Regions from separate parts of the Homo sapiens genome. Here region 1 is linked to region 2. Evidence: chromatin contacts called from ENCODE Hi-C or POLR2A ChIA-PET data. All regions are on one chromosome and are shown on one strand. Each heading gives the region's core, a stretch centred on a gene start or an enhancer-like site at or near the end of the contact. The rest is flanking DNA. Distances are from core to core; before and after follow the strand shown.

Region 1 (4,424 bases), core at 1,815-4,314, 210 kb before region 2:
TGCAAGTTTTGCACATTTTGACTTTGCTTGGTGAAATCAGATGCAGTGAGCACCAGCCTCGGACAGAACAGAGTTCTACAAATGGAAAGGCACTGTTTTGTGCTAGTCTCGCAGCCCCTCAGAAAACACGGTCTGTTCTCCTGTAAGTTCACCTCCCTTCTCTCCCTCCTGAGCCACTTCCTCTCTCTCCTTTGAGAGACTGAAGACAACAGTCGGCCAAGCCACAGCCCCTCCTTTCCCTTCATCTCTGGACAGTCTGCTTCACCTTCGTTTCCTCTTCACACCTATGGACCACAAATAGCCTGTGGCATGCAACTCCGTCATGTCACAGAGCAGGGTCACTTGGAGGGCCCCAGTTTACCAGCTAAGCCACCCCATGGACACCTGGGAGGAAGCCAGGCTCAGCCAGGCCTTCACGTCCGGCTACCTGCGCGTGCACTTCCTTCCTCATCGTTTACACCCTTTCTCTGCCAGTATCGGCTGAAGTCAGGTTCAGATTTCTAGGTTTATAAAGGACTCACCTGAACAGTGAATTTATCATCTTCATTGGGCAGAATTCTGTAAGTGTAAACGCAATTCCGATACCTGAAATAGATCAAAGACTTTATTAGAACCCATGCAGGAAGACCCGGTTTCCTCTTAACTGAAAAGACAAGACTTCCTGACACAGCTTGAGGAATCTGGACACAAAGTCTCCGAATTTCGGAGCTGACCGTTCTCTTAAGATGGAGGTGAGTCCTGACGTCCAGCAATCGTGGGCTGAGGCACTCTTATTCCCCCACTGCTTCTGCACTCAGGGAGCACCAGGAAAAGGTTGGGGGGGGTCATTTAGGTGGGGACCCGGCAGCTAAAGGATCTGATCTAAAGGAGTCTGCCACATGGAGGGGCTTTCTTAACCTCTCGGCTGCCAAGAAGATAGAGCAAGAGTGGGTGCTTGCAGGCCAGGCACGGTGGCTCACGCCTGTAATCCCAGCACTTTGGGAGGCTGAGATGGGTGGATCACAAGGTCAAGAGATTGAGACCATCCTGGCCAACATGGTGAAATCCCATCTCTACTAAAAATACAAAAATTAGCTGGGCGTGGTGGCGCACACCTGTAGTCCCAGCTACTTGGGAGGCTGAGGCAAAAGAATCACTTGAACCCAGGAGGCGGAGGTTGCAGTGAGCCGAGAATGTGCCACTTCACTCCAGCCTGGCGACAGAGTGAGACTCCGTCTCAAAACAAAACAAAACAAAACAAAAAAACAACAAAAAAGAGGGGGTGTTTGAAGAAGAAACACGACTCCAGTGGGCCCAAGCAGAGCGGCCCATGGTGAATGGAAAGCCAGGCCCAGCCACAGAGGGGCCACCTGTCAGGGGCAGGGATCACTCAGCACCTCGTTCCCGCTGAGCTCCCTGCCACCCCCAAATGGCTTCATCCTCTTGGACACTATGCCCCGTGGATTATCTCCCAGGGGTTGGCCACCAGCCTTGCCGAGACCTGGATTTGCCCCAGCAGCTGGAGAGCAAGTCTTGGGGTTGTTTCTAACAAGAAGGTCCTAGGAATCCCAGATTCTCTTCTCTTTCTAGAAGCTCTACCTTCCTTTGGCACAGTCATCTCTAATGTGAGGAGGAGAAGGTACTTTTCACTTTCCTAAAACCTGTGAGAGGAAAAGGGGGCTGTCAAGTGCTAGCACCTTGGGAGAGGGGCACACTGCGGTGGCCCTCAGCCTGCTGAAACCCTGGCAGCAGCTAACACCCATGGAATCCATCGGCTGCTGAGGCCAGAAGGCTGTCAGGAGATCGAGGGAAAGCTATTTGGATCTTAGGCTCTTACTTAAAGCTGCTGGTCTGTTCTCACCCACCATAATCTTGCCCCATTTTGCTACTTAAGATTCTCCTGAGCCCGGAAGGCTCACCTGGCCCGTAGAGCCCTGTAGACAGGACCAGCCTCTGTAATGAAGCCAGTGCCTCAGTGTAGAAGCTCCACACACTCACCCCCTCAGGTACAGGCACTCCACTGAGCATTTACATATGTTATTGGTATGTTTTGTTTAACTAGATTTTTTTTTTTTTTTTTTGAGACGGAGTCTCACTCTGTCACTCAGGCTGGAGTGCAGTGGCACGATCTCGGCTCACTGCAACCTCTGCCTCCCAGGTTCAAGCAATTCTCCTGCCTCAGCCTCTCAAGTAACTGGGATTACAAGCTCCTGCCATCACACTTGGCTAATTTTTGTATTTTTAGTAGAGAGAGTTTTTTTTTTTTTTTTTTTTTTTTTGAGACAGAGTTTTGCTCTTGTTGCCCAGGCTGGAGTGCAATGGCACGCAATCTTGGCTCACCGCAAACTCTGCCTCCCAGGTTCAAGCAATTATCCTGCCTCAGCCTCTCAAGTAGCTGGGATTACAGGCATGTGCCACCACACCCAGCTAATTTTGTATTTTTAGTAGAGATGGGGTTTCTCCATATTGGTCAGGCTGGTCTCGACTCCTGACCTCAGGTGATCCACCCACCTCGGCCTCCCAAAGTGCTGGGATTACAGGCATGAGCCACTGCACTTGACCCTGTTTAACTAGATTTTTTAAAATATATACTAACTTTAAAAAATGAAATCCATACAGAAAGATATAAAATAAAAAATAAACATCTCCTTCCCCACTCCCATGAGCCCCTCTTCTTAGATTTCCTATTCCTGTTTGTAAGTAAGTTCAGAAATTTTAAACATACCCACAAGATTATATATGCATATCTTTTTAGATGCCAATAATATCATACTATGTATACCGTTTTCTGAAATTTGTTTTTTTCACCAAAAAAGATCATAGAGGTCTTCTCAAGCCAAGTGAGAGATGGTTTATTACTATTTTCATCATGTTTCACCATGTGCTGTACACGTGTTGACGTTTATTAGTGATTGTAGGTAAATCACTAGAAGGTGACAGCTGGCTAAATGACCTGGAGATTTGCTATTTTGATAGAGACTACCAACTGTACCAACTGTCTTCCAATGAAGTTGTGGCCTTTTTTTTCTCCTACTAACCGGATATGAATGTGTCTATTTCCCCACACCCTGCCAACTGGCTGTTATCAGACCTTTTAATCTTTGCAAATCTGAGAGGTGAGAATGATAACTTGCTTTAATTTGCCTTTCTTTATGAGAAAAGTCCTTCAGCATGTTCCCATGTTTAGTTATCTGTATTTCTTTTTCTGTGAATTCCCTTTTGTGTCTTTGACTCGCTTATTTTGGTATCATTTTTTGCTTAGTTATGAATAAGACTCTGATATATGCTACAATATATTTTGGAGTTATTTTTAACAGGTTGTTTTTAAAGCTGTGTAGATGTTTTACAATTTTATGTGGCTAATTTTACAATATTTTATTTTATGGCTTTTGCATCATGGGTACTTAAAAAGAATTTTGAGTAATTTCACTTCCACATGTCTCTTCACTTCACATAGAAAAGGTGATTTTTCTGTCTTTCTTCCATGGCTTTAGTCCCCATCCTTCTGCTCCCTGTCCTACCTCCAGAGCCTGAATTGATACAATCGTCTTGCATCAGAGATAGCAAGGATGAATCTCTAGTCCAGTGACACTACATCTCCCAGGGACACCTCTGGGACACAGAGAACCACTGGCCTCAATCCCCTTTGCAGAGCCTGCCAGACAAATGTGGAGATAGCTCAACTCTGCTGTGCTCTTATTTTTCAATGCTCTCTTCCCTTGGCACTTCCTCCTGTAGGTATGCAAATGAGGTGAGGGGTGAGAACAGCCTCTTATTTGGCTGAGGGCAGCTGACTTGTGGAAGAGCTCCAGCCAGCCCAAACATCAGCCTGTAGACAGAGAGAAAGAACATAATCACGAAGGGAGAGTCAGAGGCAGGCGCACAGAACAGGAAAGGCTTTTTGGTTCAATCAAGTGTGGCAGACAAACCTTTATGGCTTTTTCAAAGATGTTCTAGAAACACTGAAACAAAGAAACAGCTCCATGTTACCAAAACAGATCAGAATTCAAAAGCTAGTATAACAGGAAGAAGATACTTCCCCCTTAGACAGTAACATCTCAGCAGATGTTAATGACCCTGCATAGCCAATGCACAGGGCTGGACATTCTGACCCCCAGGGCTGAATCAGTTTCAACCTTCAAGGGAAAACATACAGCACCACCCCACACACACCCCATCAGCCCCGCCACACACAAGTCGTTGGGTGAGCAGTAGTACCAAACTGTATTCCACGGGTGTGGAGGCTCTGCCAAGCGGTGGAGGAAGGTGCTCACTTGGCCTGCCACCCCACCAGCAGTTTGTACTTCACTCTGGTCCTATATACACACACACACACACACATATACATGTGCACACACAACATATGCATACATGTGTATACATGTAACATGCATGCATGCATGTGTGTATGTACACATGCACACACACACACACAATATCTTGCA
Region 2 (4,332 bases), core at 323-2,822:
GCCCAGCAGGCAGGAGCCAGGGCCTCCCCTTCGGCCCACACGGACCACCAGGCTGGAGAAGCAGCTTCTTCCCAGTGAGGGGGCTGCAAAGATCACAGCCCCAGGATCCAAGCCATGGAAGATGCCACCTTCCCCTTTAAGTCCCTTCCCCCCATCCTGGGAACACCGCATGGCTCGCCTAGGCTGGCGCCTCTTCCACCACAAGGGAGGCTGGCGCCCTCCCAGCTTGCGGGAGGAAGTAGAGTTCTGTTGAGACCACCCTGTGCCAGGGAGGGGCTCGGACCACAGAATCCACATTCGCGCTAACTGGATGTGGGGCCCATCCCAAAAGCTCCGCACGTCTGAACTCACGAGGCCTCACAGACCCCTGCAAGTGAGGCAGAGCGTGGCTGTGTCACCATCCTACAGATGACGAGAAGGCACAGAGAGGTTAAGAAACCGCCCGGTCAAGACTGAGCACACCCTGGCCTCAAGCTTCTTCCTGGGCGTCCAGGGAGAAGCCAATAGTCTCCGGTGCTCCTCGCTGTCACCCAGACCTCCCAGGGTGTGGCCGAGGGGGCCTCCCCAGGCCTGTCGTCCCCCAGAAGCTCTCCCCAGGCCATGCTCTCATGACTGCGGTCCACCTTTCTCACAGATCCACGGGCGCCCTCCAGAAGACCCAGGCTGCAGGGTCCCTGAACCCCGCTACTGTGACACAGAAGCCAGCTGCCCTTTGGTCCAACTCCCGGCCAAAAGGAGCAAAGACCACCTGTAACCCGTCTGCGCCCTTTGTCTCTCAGGCTCTGAAGCCAGCCTGGGCCAGTCTTCCCCTCTCCACAGGGCCCTTGGGAGCCTGCCAGAGGCCTCCCTCTCGTGGGACCCCAGACTCCGCCACTCTGATCTCAGTCCAGAGGTCCACACCGTTTTGCAGAGGGATCTTGGGCCTTGTATTCTCTCCCTCTCTGGAGCCTTTTCCCAGATGGGGACAGTACCTGGGTCCTCATTCTCTAAGGACGTCGCAGAAACCAGCAGGGAAGCTTTTCAAAGTAATCAGCAAGGCTCTGCACTCCTCTGGCCCCTCAGCTGCTTGTCCTGTGCCTGGTGCCCCAGCTGCCTCCCAGACCTGGGAGACTTCAGATTTTAAAGTGCTAGAGCAATACCCATGTCCCCCTCAACAGCAAAACATCCCTGGGCCTGCCCCCCAAGTTGTCCTCCTTCTCCAGAGGCCATTATCCCTCCTGCTAACAATTTCCTGAGACGTCCATCCCACACAGCTGCTGCCAGCCGGCCTCACAAGAGCTCTTCGCAGAATCACCCCAAATAGTCATCCCATCTCCTGTGAGAGGGCTTCCTCCCCAGTGAACGTTGAAGAATCTGGCCCCAAGGTAGTTATCGGCCCTGGGAGGCTAGTGGTGGCTGAGACAAGGGCCTTCACCTCTTACCTGTGAGCACCGCAGGGGCCAGAACCCCGGAGACCAGCAGCAGCGCCATGCGCAGGGCCAGACAGGATGCCATCCTGGCCGGGAGTGAGGGCAGCGGCGGGCGGGACGCACGGAGGACTGCGCTGGTTAACTTCAGGGCAGTGAGAAAGAGGCATCAAAGGGCTGGGAAGGGTTTTCATCAATGCAAACTCTGTCCTCCTGGGACATCGTGCCCGCACCTCCCCACCCCCCCGCTCCCCCCACCAACACACACACACAAGAGCTCACAGAACAGACCTGCTTTCCTGAACCTGGGAGCAGCCCCGCTCTTGGAGAGGGAAAGAGGAAATTGCCTGTGCTCTCTCTCTTTCTCCACCCCGCAACACACACACACCTCCCACATTTACTCCTGGACCACTGAAAATGAAAGGTTTTCAAGCTTTCTTGTGCAAAAGAATCACCCAGGGAACTTGAAACATGCTGCTGCCTCTGGCCACTGTGTTTCAGTGGGGCTTGGGTAGCCCAGGGAATCTGCATGTTAGTGCCTGTGGCCTGGGCTTGGGGAAATTTGGCCTGAAGCAGGCAGCACTGAGTGCAGGACGGACTCTGCTCACCTCTGGGTTCTCCATGCCTGGCCCGGAGTAGGTGCTCAGTGCTTGTTGAAGAAGGACTTTTAAAGCAGTTTTGATCCAAACCCTCAGGCAGCTCTAGTCTTTCCTAAAACGCTCCTGTTTCCTCTTTCGCTCTCTGCCTCCCTAGACCCCTGTGCACTTATGACATCCATTTCCAGGCTGGGCCTGGCTCAGAACTTAGCCCCACTGCCCACTGCTTCTCAACAGCCCCGCAGGGTATCTCACGAGCGGCTACAACTTACAGTGTCCAAAGCAAACCTTGACTCTACTGCCCCTTCCCTCACTCAGTCAGTGGAATCCCAGTTCCCCGCTCCCAGATGTTCTAGCCACACAATGAAGTCATCAAAGGTGTCTCTTTCCCTCACTTCCCACGTCTGAGCCCTCAGAGTTCTGTCAGCGCCCCCTACTTCACACCTTGATGGTTTCCCACCGCGCTAAGGGCTTGCCTCGGCCCTGCTCAGCTTCCCACCCACGAGCTCTATGTTTCAGTCCACTGGCCGTGACTAGGCTCCCCCAACAAACCCCCAGATCCTGCCTCAGGCCTTTGCATGTTCCCCTCTCCTCCCAGAAGGCAGTCCTGTGGTGATTATGTGGCCACCCCTTCCATTCAAGCCTCAGCTTGATAAGTCAGCCCCTCAATCCCCCCATCACTTCAAATTTCTTTTTAGCATGCGTATTTATATGAAATTACCTTGTACCTACCCTAACAACTTCTCCTTGCCTCCATATCCATAACTAGAATCAGGTATCAGCATTCCTAGGGAGAGCAAGCACAAAGTCTGACTTAGGAGGAAATAAGCACAAACTAAAAACTACTGTTAATTTATGCTAGCAATAAATTAGTATCAAGTTAGTAAGATACGAATTTTGCTAATTTATATTAATAGAAACATGGTGTGGGAATGAATTCTAAGGTGTCAGACTAAATAGGCAAGATGTGAGTATGACATTAGATCCGGCCACATTCTAGACAGGGGTGTGCTTAGTGAAGTCTGAATTTAATGTTTCAACCTAAGCATCTAGGAGCAGCTCTGTTTGGCTGGCTGACCAAAACCTAGGCTCAGTAAAAGCCTGGATGCTATGAGATTGAGAAGCCTAACTTAATGAAGAAGGGGATACCAATGGCTTAGTAAGAAAGGAATGTTGGGGTGGATTTATCTTTGGCGACCACACTAAGTTCTCAGTAGGTCCCATAGTACACACTATTCACCAAGACACTGCGAGATGCATTAGTGAAGACCGGCAACTTTAAAAAGATAGGTTGTGGCTGTTTTTTGTAGGCCAGAGTTGATGATGGGATCACTGATTTCAGAGGAAATAATGTGATTCTAAAGTAGCAGAGGCCAAGCGGCAGCAGAGGCCGGGTGGACGCCAACCCTGCCATGGATGGTGAAGATGAAATGACCTGGCCAGGTGCGGTGGCTCCCGCCTGTAATCCCAGCACTTTGGGAGGCTGGGGCAGGCGGATCACTTGAGGTCAGGAGTTCAAGACCAGCCTGACCAACATGGCGAAAACCCATCTCCAATAAAAATATGAAAATTAGCCAGGCATGGTGGTGCACACCTGTAGTCCCAGCTACTTGGAAGGCTGAGGCACAAGAATTGCTTGAGCTTGGGAGGTGGAGGATGCATCTCAAAAAAAAAAAAAAAAAAGATGAAATGACCCATCAGAATGTTTTGATCCCTAGGAATAAAACAGCCAGCCAGTCTACTAATGTATTACTTGATATACAAAAATGAACAGGTGAGCAGAAATCTGTATTTACTATAATGGAGCATCAAGGTTCTCACTTGGTTCCCAGAACCAAAATCTCTTGATAGAGAGGGAGGCAATTTATCTTTAAGGAAGGACCCTGCAAGATGGCCACAAGTACAGACAATGAATCTTCTTCCAAATCTTCCTCAAAGGTTTAGGCAGTCGTGGACCAGAATAGCTGGGCACTGGCGGAAAGGAGATGCATTTGTATTTCAGGGATCACTAGACTTTGGCTTTTTGCTGACACTCATCTTTGGATATTCAAAATGTCACTGTGTTTACCAAAGTGAAAGTGTATGGAAGTCAAGTGACATATGGATGATAGGGAGGGAGGCAGGCTGCCCAGGGGCAGCAGTGGGCTGAGAACCCACCCTGGGGAGGCAGGACGAGGCAGGCGTGAGCCAAGGCTGCAAGCTGCTGCTGCGTGCTCCACTATTCCATCAGACTTTACTTATAAAACTCAAATTTCAAAGATAAAATTAAGAATTTCAAGACAATGAATTGTATTTCAAATGATTATTATAACCATGCTAAAGGTAGAAAA

Evidence for each region. Hi-C counts contacts between places; a loop is a spot of excess contacts on that map. ChIA-PET counts read pairs that join two places held with the same protein, here RNA polymerase II (POLR2A). Pooled maps may share reads with other maps.
Region 1: POLR2A ChIA-PET joins it to region 2 with 14 read pairs in activated T-cell. The contact joins the enhancer-like site here to the promoter of SNORC in region 2. A Hi-C loop is called at or near these places in 4 of 50 pooled maps. POLR2A ChIA-PET finds 5 or more read pairs at or near these places in 5 of 52 experiments (A673, HepG2, activated T-cell and 1 more).

What each region holds. Positions count from the first base shown.
Region 1 is chr2:233,075,496-233,079,919 of GRCh38, reverse strand. INPP5D (inositol polyphosphate-5-phosphatase D) reads right to left here. Exons shown (of 27, transcript NM_001017915.3): 2 at 522-585. Among named protein-coding and RNA genes, the nearest start is that of INPP5D, 17 kb to the right of the region's middle. Within about 2 kb of position 3,064, at least 11 of the 41 ENCODE cell types and tissues checked have a DNase peak (open chromatin) inside an H3K27ac peak, as active enhancers do.
Region 2 is chr2:232,867,504-232,871,835 of GRCh38, reverse strand. It overlaps SNORC (secondary ossification center associated regulator of chondrocyte maturation), which reads right to left and starts at 1,572. Exons shown (of 3, transcript NM_001394206.1): 1 at 1,422-1,572. The coding sequence starts at 1,494.